Regions from separate parts of the Homo sapiens genome. Here region 1 is linked to region 2. Evidence: read pairs that join two places in POLR2A ChIA-PET (ENCODE). Cell type or tissue: GM12878. All regions are shown on one strand. Each heading gives the region's core, and the rest is flanking DNA. Links, peaks and the distances in the headings are about the cores only. Region 1 has its middle 6.0 kb from the start of GADD45B. Region 2 overlaps GNG7 (G protein subunit gamma 7).

What was found. Peaks named below come from ENCODE experiments on the same cell type or tissue, not always from the same donor. Only the 100,000 strongest peaks of a DNase experiment are listed, where the experiment ranks them.
Region 1: POLR2A ChIA-PET joins it to region 2 with 5 read pairs; 34 of 35 experiments call an interaction of 5 or more read pairs at or near these places.

The regions. Positions count from the first base shown.
Region 1 is chr19:2,467,434-2,472,800 of GRCh38, reverse strand. No RefSeq gene overlaps it. Among named protein-coding and RNA genes, the nearest start is that of GADD45B, 6.0 kb to the left of the region's middle. RefSeq lists an enhancer at 3,151-3,250. In GM12878, for the core only: no CTCF peak of the experiment used is centred there; a DNase peak (open chromatin) is centred at 3,185.
Region 2 is chr19:2,559,591-2,564,957 of GRCh38, reverse strand. All of the region lies in intron 2 of GNG7 (G protein subunit gamma 7), which reads left to right. Among named protein-coding and RNA genes, the nearest start is that of MIR7850, 68 kb to the left of the region's middle. RefSeq lists enhancers at 2,234-2,323, 4,742-5,242. In GM12878, for the core only: no CTCF peak of the experiment used is centred there; DNase peaks (open chromatin) are centred at 2,213, 2,303 and 2,867; H3K4me3 peaks cover 1,607 bases; H3K27ac peaks cover 2,577 bases.

The sequences.
Region 1 (5,367 bases), core at 173-5,172, 92 kb after region 2:
GCCTGTAATCCCAGCATGTTGGGAGGCCGAGGCGGGTGGATCACCCGAGGTCAGGAGTTCAAGACCAGCCTGGCCAGCATGGTGAAACTCCATCTCTACTAAAAATATAAAAATTAGCCAGGCATGGTGGCGCATGCCTGTAGTCCCAGCTACTCAGGAGGCTGAGGCAGGAGAATCGCTTGAACTCGGGAGGTGGAGGTTGCAATGAGCCGAGATCGTGCCACTGCACTCCAGCCTGGACAACAAGAGTGAGACTCTTTCTCAAAAAAAAAAAAAAAAAGAAAATGAGCTCCAGCCTCAGTTTCTTTCTCTGTAAGATGGGAACAGTCACACAAAGGCTTCATCACAGGCATTGAAGGAGGAAATTCCCAGAATCAGGTAAGCACTCAGGAAATGTGTGCTATTATCTTTGGGCTGGGCGCCAGAACTCACCTCTGTAATCCCAGCACTTTTGGAGGCCGAGGCAGGAGGATTGCTTGAGCCCAGGAGTTTGAGACCAGCCTGGGCAACATAGGGAGACCCCATCTCTACAAAAATTTTAAAAATTAGCCGACCGTGGTGGTGCGCACCTGTAGTCCCAGCTACGTGAGAGGCTGAGGTGGGAGGATCACTTGAGCCTGGGAGTTTGAGGCTGCAGTGAGCTATGATTGTGTCGCTGCACTCCAGCCTGGGCAACAGAGGGAGACCCTGTGTCTAAAAATAAAATAAAATAAAAAATGAGATCAATAACAGTGTCGCCGAGGCCATCTTGGAGCCTGAGGTGAGAGGAATAATCAGTATGAGTAATCCTGTCATAATCTTTTTTTTTTTTTTTTTTTTTAGACAGAATCTCGCTCTGTCACCCAGACTGGAGTGCAGTGGCGCAATCTCAGCTCACTGCAACCTCCACCTCCTGGGTTCAAGTGACTCTCCTGCCTCAGCTTCTCAAGTAGCTAGGACTACAGGCGCCCTCCACCACACCTAGCTAATTTTTTGTATTTTTAGTAGAGACAGGGTTTTGCCATGTTGGCCAGGCTGATCTCGAACTCCTGACCTCAAATGATCTGCCTGCCTCGGCCTCCCAAAGTGTTGGAATTACAGGCGTGAGTCACCGTATTTGGCTTTAAACAAAATAAATTTTTAAAATTTTATCCAGCATAGAGGTTTTTGCATTCATTCAGAGTTAAAAAAAAAATGTGGCCGGGTGTGGTGGCTCACGCCTGTAATCCCAGCACTTTGGGAGGCTGAGGTGGGCAGATCACGAGGTCAGGAGATCGAGACCATCCCAGCTAACACAGTGAAACCCTGTCTCTACTAAAAATACAAAAAATTAGCCGGGCGTGGTGGCGGGCGCCTGTAGTGCCAGCTACTCAGGAGGCTGAGGCAGGAGAATGGTGTGAACCCAGGAGGTGGAGCTTGCAGTGAACCGAGATCGCGCTACTGCACTCCAGCCTGGGTGACAGAGCAAGACTCCATCTCAAAAAAATAAGTAAATAAAAATAAAAAATAAAAAAACGTACTGCAGGCTGGGCACGGTGTTGCGGGGGGGCTTTGAAGTGATTAGGGTCAGATGAGCTCATGAGAGTGGAGTCTTCTAATGAGATTAGTTCCTTTCTCTTTTTCTTTTTTGAGACAAGGTCTCCCTGTATTGCCCAGGCTGGAGTGCAGTGGTGTGATCATGACTTCGTGCAGCCTCTGTCTCTAAGGGTAGACTCATGCCTGTAATCTCAGCCCCTTGGGGGCCAAGTGGGGAGGATCGCTTGAGCTCAGGAGTTCGAGACCAGCCTGGGCAACCTGGCAAGACTCCCATCTCTACAAATAATTTTTTTTTTGAGACGGAGTCTCGCTCTGTCACCCAGGCTCTGTCACCCAGGAGTGCAGTGGTGTGATCTCGGCTACTGCAAGCTCCGCCTCCCAGGTTCACGCCATTCTCCTGCCTCAGCCTCCAGAGTAGCTGGGACTACAGGCGCCCGCCACCTCGCCCGGCTAATTGTTTGTATTTTTAGTAGAGATGGGGTTTCACCGTGTTAGCCAGGATGGTCTCGATCTCCTGACCTCGTGATCCGCCCACCTCGGCCTCCCAAAATGCTGGGATTACAGGTGTTACCCACCACGCCTGGCCTTTTTTTTTTTTTTTTTTTTTGAGACGAAGTCTCTCTCTGTCTCCCAGGCTGGAGTGCAGTGGCACAATCTCAGCTCACTGCAACCTCTGCCTCCCGAGTTCAAGTGATTCTTCTGCCTCAGCCTCCCAAGTAGCTGGGATTACACTGCGCCCGGCTAATTTTTAGTAGAGATGGGGTTTCACATCTTGGCCAGGTTGGTTTCGTACTCCTGACCTCATGATCCACCCGCCTCGAGTTCCCAAAGTGCTGGGATTACAGGTGTGAGCTACCGCACGCAGCCACAAATAATTTTTTAAAAATTAGCCAGGTCTGATGGGCACACCTGTAGTCCCAACTACTCGGGAGGCTAAAGCAGGAGGATCACTTGAGCCCAGGAGTTTGAGGCTGCAGTGAGCTATGATCGCACCACTGCACTCCAGCCTGGGCGACAAAACAAGGCCCTGCCTCAAAAAGAAAAAAAAAAGTGGGGGCGGGCTGGGTGCAGTGGCTCATGCCTGTGATCCCAGCACTTTGGAAGGCCAAGGAGGGCAGATCACTTGAGGTCAGGAGTTCGAGACTAGCCCGGACAACATGGCGAAACCCCGTCTCTACTAAAAATACAAAAAGTTGGCCAGGCGTGGTGGCAGATGCCTGTAATCCCAGCTACTCAGGAGGCCGAGTCAGGAGACTCACTTGAGCCTGGGAGGTAGACATTGCAGTGAGCCGAGATCATGCCACTGCACCCCACCTGGACAACAGAGCAGGACTCTGTCTCAAAAAAAAAAAACGGTAAAAAGTCAGGTTCAAGGGGCTCTGGGGGCAGAGGTCCCAGGCAGCAGGCACAGTGTTTGAAAAGGCCCTGACGCAGGACCTCACCTGTTGCATTTGAGGAATCCCAAGGAGGCCCTGGGGGTGGAACAGAGTAAGCAAGAGGGAGAGCCGGGAAGATGAGCTCACAGAGACGGGCTTTGGGGGCTGCGGGGAGGGGTCTGCGTGTCACTCCGGATGTAGCCAGGAAGTGATTGGCAGCGGCTGGGCTCTGACATCATGTTTTTCTGCAAAGATGAACAAAACGAGCAAGACATGACTCCTGTCCCCAAGGAGAGGTTTCGGGATGGAGCTGAGTCATCATTTGAACTTGCAGACATTTGTAAGACAGGCCTGGGGTGGGAGGAGGTGGGATCACCACGCCAGGTGGCAGCGGAGGCTACGGCGAAGGCTGAGGCACATTTGGGAAATTCTGAGGACAGTGGCAGGGGAGGGGCAGGGAAACTGTGCACAGCAAGAGGCTGGCAGGTCTGGGACTATGCCTCGCAGAGAGAGGGAGAAGGAGAGGCTCTGTCTGAGGTCACGTTTGCCTGGTTCAAATCCCACCTGCAGCCGTCATCAGCTGTGTGTCCTTGGGTTGGTGGCTTAGCCTCCCTGAAACTCCCTCTTTTCATGGGAAAAGTCAGGTTGTGGAAATGTTTACCCAAAACAAGGACCTAGAATGGGCTTGGCATAGAAAGTGCTCCGTACACCTCCCCTACTGTAGTGACCTCGAAAGCCACTCGAATGCCGGACGCGGTGACTCACACCTGTAATCCCAACACTTTGGGAGGCCAAGGCGAATGGATCACTTGAGGTCAGGAGTTCGAGACCAGCCTGGCCCACATGGTGAAACCCCCTCTCTCCTAAAAATGCAAAAATTAGCTGGGTGTGGCGGAAGGCGCCTGTAATCCCAGCTACTCCGAGAGGCTGAGGCACGAGAATCGCTTGAACCCGGGAGACGGAGCTTGCAGTGAGCTGAGATCGCACCACTGCACTCCAGCCTGGGAGACAGAGTGAGACTCTGACTCTGTCTCAAAAAAAAAAAAAAAACAGAACGGTATATCCATCAGGCAGGACATTCCTGGGGCCTAAGAGTCACCTCCCAGTGGCTGAAACAAAAGCCAGATCTCTCTCTGGTCGAGGCAAAATTTCTTGCTACACAATGGACAGGAATCATTCGCCTTGCACTGAGTATTTTACAACTTACACACTTGCTCACAGACATCGGAACAGCTGGAACCCCCGGCAGCAGGCATTGCAGACAATGCTAGCATGGTGGGCAGCTTCGGGCCTGGCTCCAGTGATCCCCCAGGGTGGTTAATTTTTTTTTTTTTTTTTTTCTTAGAGATGGGCTTCGCTCTATTGCCCAGGCTTGAATGCAGTGACATCGCAGCTCACTGCAGCCTTGAACTCCTGACTTAAGGAATCTTCCCATCTCAGCCTCCCAAATAGCTGGGATTGCAGGCATGGGCCACCACACCCCGCTATGCAGGGGTTCTTCCTGCCCACTGCATAAAGAAAGACCACGTGACTGGGTGCAGGGGCTCACGCCTGTAATCCCAGCACTTTGGGAGGCCAAAGTGGGAGGATTCCTTGAGTCCAGGAGTTTGAGACCAGCCTGGGCAACATAGGGAGACCCCCAGTCTAACAAAGTATTTTACTTAAAAAAAAAAAAAAAATAGAGGCTGGGCGCGGTGGTTCACACCTGTAATCCCAGCACTTTGGGAGGCCGAGGTGGGCAGATCACCTGAGGTCGGGAGTTCGAGACCAGCCTGGCCAACATGGAGAAACCCCGTCTCTACTAAAAATACAAAATTAGCCGAGCATAGTGGTGGCGGGCGCCTGTAATCCCAGCTATTCGGGAGGCTGAGGCAGGAGAATCGCTTGAACCCGGGAGGCGGAGATTGCAGTGAGCTGAGATTGAGCCACTGCACTCCAGCCTGGGCAACAGGGTGAGACTGTCTCAAAAAAAAAAAAAAGAAAAGAAAGGAAACAACGAAAGAGAAAGAGACCACAGCATTGTAGTAGAGAAAGAGTTTAATAGACATGAGGCTGGCCACGCCACGTGGGAGATGGAATTCATAAATCAACTTGTTCAAACCTCATAGGTTAGAGGTTTTTCTTTATTGCGACGAGTCTCGCTCTGTCACCAAGGCTGGGGTGCAGTGGCGCCACCTCAGCTCACTGCAACCTCTGCCTCCTGGGTTCAAGCAATTCGCAACCTCTGCCTCCTGGGTTCAGGAGGTTCTCCCGCCTCAGCCTTCTGAATAGCTGGGATTACAGGTGCACGCCACCACATCCAGCTAATTTTTTTTTTTTTTTTTTTGGTGGAGATGGAGTTTCACCATGTTGGCCAAGCTGGTCTCGAACTCCTAACCTCAGGTGATCCGTTCACCTCAGCCTCCCAAAGTGCTGAGATTCCAGGCGTGAGCCTCCACGCCCAGCCTAGGTTAGGGGTTTTTCAAGGGCAGTTTTG
Region 2 (5,367 bases), core at 304-5,303:
CAGCCTCCCAGAGTGCTGGGATTGCAGGCATGAGCCACCGCATCTGGCCTGATTCTTTTTTTTTTTTTTAAATGACCAATGTATTCATTTCCTAGAGTGCCATGCAAATTATTACAGATTGCGGGGCTTTAAATAACAGACATTTTGTGACAGTCTCCTCTCCTACTTTTGGAGGCCAGAAGTCTGAGATCAAGGTGTCTGCAGGGCTAGGCTCCCTCCAGAGACTCCAGGGGCAGGGTCCTTCCGGCCTCTCCCAGCTTCTGGGGGCTCTAGGAGTCTGGCTTGTGGCCGTGTCACCCCAGTCTCTGCCTCCATCTCCACACAGCCATGTCCTCTCCTCTGCATCTCTAAATCTCTCCTTCTTGGTGTTTGTTTGTCTGTTTTGAGACAGAGTCTTGCTCTGTCACCCAGGCTGGAGTGCGGTGGCACCATCTTGGCTCATTGCAACCTCCGCCTCTTGGGTTCAAGCAATTCTCGTGCCTCCGCCTCCCGAGTGGTACAGGTGCACGCCACCATGCCTGGCTAATTTTTGTATTTTTGGTAGAGATGGGGTTTCACCACGTTGGCCAGGCTGGTCTCGAACTCCTGGCCTCAAGCGATCCTCCCGCCTCGGCCTCCCAAAGTTCTGGGTTTACAGGTGTGAGCCACCAATCTCAGCCTGTGTCTCTCCTTCTTAAAAGGACACCAGTCATTGGATTTAGGGCCCACCCTACAAACAGGATGATGATTTCATCCCAAGATCCGTATCATCTTCCATCTGCAGAGACCCCATCTCTGAGAAGGTTACGTGCCAAGCTTCCAGGAGGACGTGAGCTTTTGCGGGACACTATTCAACCCACTGCATTCAATACACATTCTTTTTCTTGAGTTGAAAATTAGCTACACTCCTGTTTAGGAGCCTGCCCTTACACACACGAACACCATTCTCATTGGCTAACCATCCTTTGATTTTTCCCTGCTGTTTCTCCCACCCCACCCAACACCCCCAAATACCACCTTCACCGTCTCCTCCATTCCTTGATTTGCAATGCTGCTGTGTTGTTTATGTATGAGCTTCAAATCCTCTCTGGACCAAGGAAGTTTGGGTGCGAAGGTTTAAATAACTCAACAGTTCACAATTAGGCTAAAAATTCACACATAAAATGAGCCCACTGAAGTGTTCAAAGGTGTGACCTGGGCCGGGCGCGGTGGCTCATGCCTATTATCCCAGCACTTTGGGAGGCCGAGGTGGGCAGATCACTTGAGGTCAGGAGTTCAAGACCAGCCTGGGCAACATGGCGAAACCCCATCTCTACTAAAAATTCCAAAATTAGCCAGGCGTGGTGGTGCACACCCGTAGTTCCAACTACTATAGGGAGGCTGAGGCAGGAGAATCACTTGAACCCGGGAGTCAGAGGTTGCAGTGAGCCAAGATCGTGCCACTGCACTCCAGCCTGGGCGACAGAAATGAAACCTATCTCAAAACAAAAACAAAAAAAAGTGTGACCTCAATAATGCTTGGGAGTGGTTCTCTTAGGATCCTGAGTAGAATGTGGGGACATTTCTGGTAGTCACGACTACGGGGTGCTCCCAGCATGGAGTGGGTGGAGGCCAGGGACGCTGCTCAGCAGCCTACAGTGCCGAGGACGGCCCCACCCCAGAGAATGATCCAGGCCCAATGTCCAGAGTACAGAACGGGAGAGACCTGTGTTCATTATTTGAAAAATACTGGGCCGGACGCAGTGGCTCACACCTGTAATCCCAGCACTTTGGGAGGCTGAGGCAGGTGGATCGCGAGGTCAGGAGATCGAGACCATCCTGGCTAACACGGTGAAACCCCGTCTTTACTAAAAGTACAAAAAAAAAATTAGCTGGGCGTGGTGGTGGGCGCCTGTAGTCCCAGCTACTTGGGAGGCTGAGGCAGGAGAATGGCGTGAACCCGGGAGGAGGAGCTTGCAGTGAGCCGAGATCACGCCACTGCACTCCAGCCTGGGCGACAGAGCGAGACTCTGTCTCAAAAAACAAAAAAAAAGAAAAAGAAAAAGATTGAATCTGTCCCTTGCTCACACTGGACACCAGAATAAACTCCCGATGGGGCCGATGGTGTAAACCAGAGGGACTGCAGCTCCTGGGACTCACATCCTCTCTCCCTCCCCACTCAGAGTGTGGATTTCAATGTGTGCAGCCTTCTGGGAACTCAGCAGGGCAGAGGATTATGGACGCAGAGTCTCTTGGGGGTCTGTGGAATCCCCTAAGATTCCAGTGTACGCTGGGAGCGATCCTGTCCCCCCTGACCAGGGTACACTCAGTAAATGTCTGGGGGCACCTGCTGCTGGCATGGAGTGTGTGGAGGTCAGGGACACTGCTCAGCACCCTGCAGTGCCCAGGATGGCCCCACCCCAGAGAAGGATCTGGCCCCAGTGTCCACAGTGCCCGGGGGGAAAAACCCTGTTGTAGGTATTGAAAGTGAGTGTAGCTTTCAGCTGAACAGAAATCATGAGTATTAATCATTTAAAAGAAAAGGAAAAGGAGCGGGGCGCGGTGGCTCACGCCTGTAATCCCGGCACTTTGGGAGGCTGAGGCAGGAGAATCACTTGAACCTGGGAGGCGGAGGTTGCAGTGAGCCGAGATCGCGCCACTGCACTCCAGCCTGGGCGACAGAGCCAGACTCTGTCTCAAAAAAAAAAAGAAAGAAAAAGAAAGAAAAGAAAAAGGAACCCGCTGTAGATGTGTGTTCCTGGGGCTGAGCAGGTGGGGACCCCGGCAGCTCCGGGGCTGCGGTGACTCACGGCTCTGGCTCTGTGTGAACCTGCAGATCCCAAGGGTGTTACTGCAAACCCCTGAGTGGGTGGAGGGCGTGAATGCCTGCCCCGGACCCTGGTTTCTTTCTGAGAAGCAGAACGCAGAGAGACTTCTCAGAGAAATGTCGGAGGAAGGGGATTACCCGCTGGTCTCCCAGAAGAGCCTGCGAAGCTCAGAAACAGGGTTTCCTGTTTCTCGGGTCGCCCCGGGGCAGCTGCCTCTGCTGGGCACTTTGCTCTCAGGTGCTTTTCAGAGTGCAAAGAAGAGAAAGAAGCCAGTGTCATTTCTTTTTTTTTAGACAGAGTTTTGCTCTTGTCACCCAGGCTGGAGTGCAATGGTGCAATCTCGGCTCACTGCAACCTCTGCCTCCCAGGTTCAAGCGATTCTCCTGCCTCAGCCTCCCGAGTAGCTGGGATCACAGGCGCCTGCCGCTATGCCCAGCTAATTTTTTTTTTTTTTTTTAGTAGAGACGGAGTTTCACCATGTTGGGCAGACTGGTCTTGAACTCCTACTTCAGGTGATCCACCCGCCTCGGCCTCCCAAAGTGCTGGGATTACAGGAATGAGCCACTGCGCCCGGCCAACCAGTGTCATTTCTATCTTTCTGAGAGAGGCTCTTGTGGGGATTGTGTGTCCAAGAGTGCTAAGAGCTGGGAGGGTCAAAGACCCAGGCCAGGGTGCAGAGAGGAAGGGACAAGGGGAGGACAGGGCCCCTCCTGGGCACAGAAGGGCAGTGGTGCTGACACCAAAACTGTGACAGGACCTAACCAGGGTCTCCCCAGGGCACCGTGGATATTGGGGCCTGGGTCATTCTCTGGGGTTGGGCCAACCTGGGCACTGCAGGGTGCTGAACAGCGTCCCTGGCCTCCACCCACTCCATTCCAGGAGCACCCCCAGTCGTGACAGCCACAGATGTCCCCAGACATGGCCCAGCATCCCCTGGGAGCAGAATCATCCTGGTTGAGCCCCCCTGGGTTATGGGATTCCACGGACCCCCAAGAGACTCTGCGTCCCATGATCCTCTGCCCTGCTGAGGTCCCAGGAGGCTGCACACATTGCAATCCACACCTTGAATGGGGGAGGGAGAGAGGAGGTGAGTCCCAGGAGCTGGGATCCCTCTGGTTTACACACCGTCTGCCCCATCGGGAGCTTATTCTGATGCCTACTGTGAGCAGAAATTGCATTCAACTGTTTTCCCAAATAATTTTTTTTTTTTTTTTTTTGAAACAGTCTCCTTCTGTCGCCCAGGCTGGAGTGCAATGGTACGATCTCGGCTCACTGCAACATCCGCCTCCCAGGTTCAGGCAGTTCTCCTGCCTCAGCCTCCTGAGTACCTGGGATTACAGGCACCCACCACCACGCCTGGCTAATTTTTGTATTTTTAGTAGAGACGGGGTCTACCCATGTTGGTCAGGCTGGTCTCGAACTCCTGACATCAAGTGATCCACCCACCTCGGCCTCCCAAAGTGCTGGGATGACAGGCGTGAGCCACCGCGCCCAGCTTTTTTCCAAATAATGAATTCAGGGTCCCCCCAGGCCCTGTGGACATCGGGGCTGGATCCTTCTCTGGAGCAGGGCCGTCCTGGGCACCGCAGCGTCCGCCTACCCCATGCCAGGAGCACCCCCAAGTCTGGATAACCACAATGTCCCCAGCCACCGCCCAGGGTCCCCTGGGAGCAGGGCCACTCCCAGGTGAGAATCACTGCCTCAAGGGAAGGGCTGGGTGGGACACAGAAATAAGATGTGGAGGTAAGGGGTCCTGCTTGGGCCCCCTAAAGCAGGTCGGACCTCCTCTCCTGAGAATCGACCCTGGGGGCCGGTGGGAGACAGACCTGGGGGATGGGGTGATGTGGGGTCTGAGGCGGTCCCTTCCTTCCTGCCACGGCCAGGCCCTCAGCACACTAGGGGCGCGAGGGACAGGCTGGGTTTGTACTGTAGTCCCCTTTGTCATTCACGGAGTCCGTATTTGCGAATTCGCCGGCTTGGTGTGTATTTGTGAACCCCAAATCAATGCCTGGGGTACTTTCCCTCTTATCCTTGGACACGCAGAGAGAGACAAGAAATTAGAGTCATGGACGTGCGTTCCCTGAGCCCAGGCCACGCTCCGCCTCCCCGTTTCCCCTCCTAGGTGGACCACGCCCTCATTACTGTCTAGCGAGAGCCTCGGGGTTTGCGTTTTTGTGCTCTTTTTGGTGATTTTGCTGTTTGCAGTGGCCCCAGGCATCGTGCTGAGGCCCCTTCTCGTGTCCCTCAGGGCCTCGTGGAGGAACTGGTAGGTGAGAAAAGCTTTGCTCAGGCAGGACTGAGAGAGCAGCTGCCCTATTCAACACTCACATCATCGATAGGCATTCAAGAAGACACCTTTGAGCCAGGCACGGTGGCTCACGCCTGTAATCCCAGCACTTTGGGAGGCTGAGGCAGGCGGATCACGAGGTCAAGAGATCGAGACCAGTCTGACCAACATGGAGAAACCCTGTCTCTACTAAAAATGCAAAATTAGCTGGGCATGGCGGTGCATGCCTGTAATCCCAGCTACTCGGGAGGCTGAGGCAGGAGAATCGCTTGAACCCAGGAGGCGGAGGTTGCA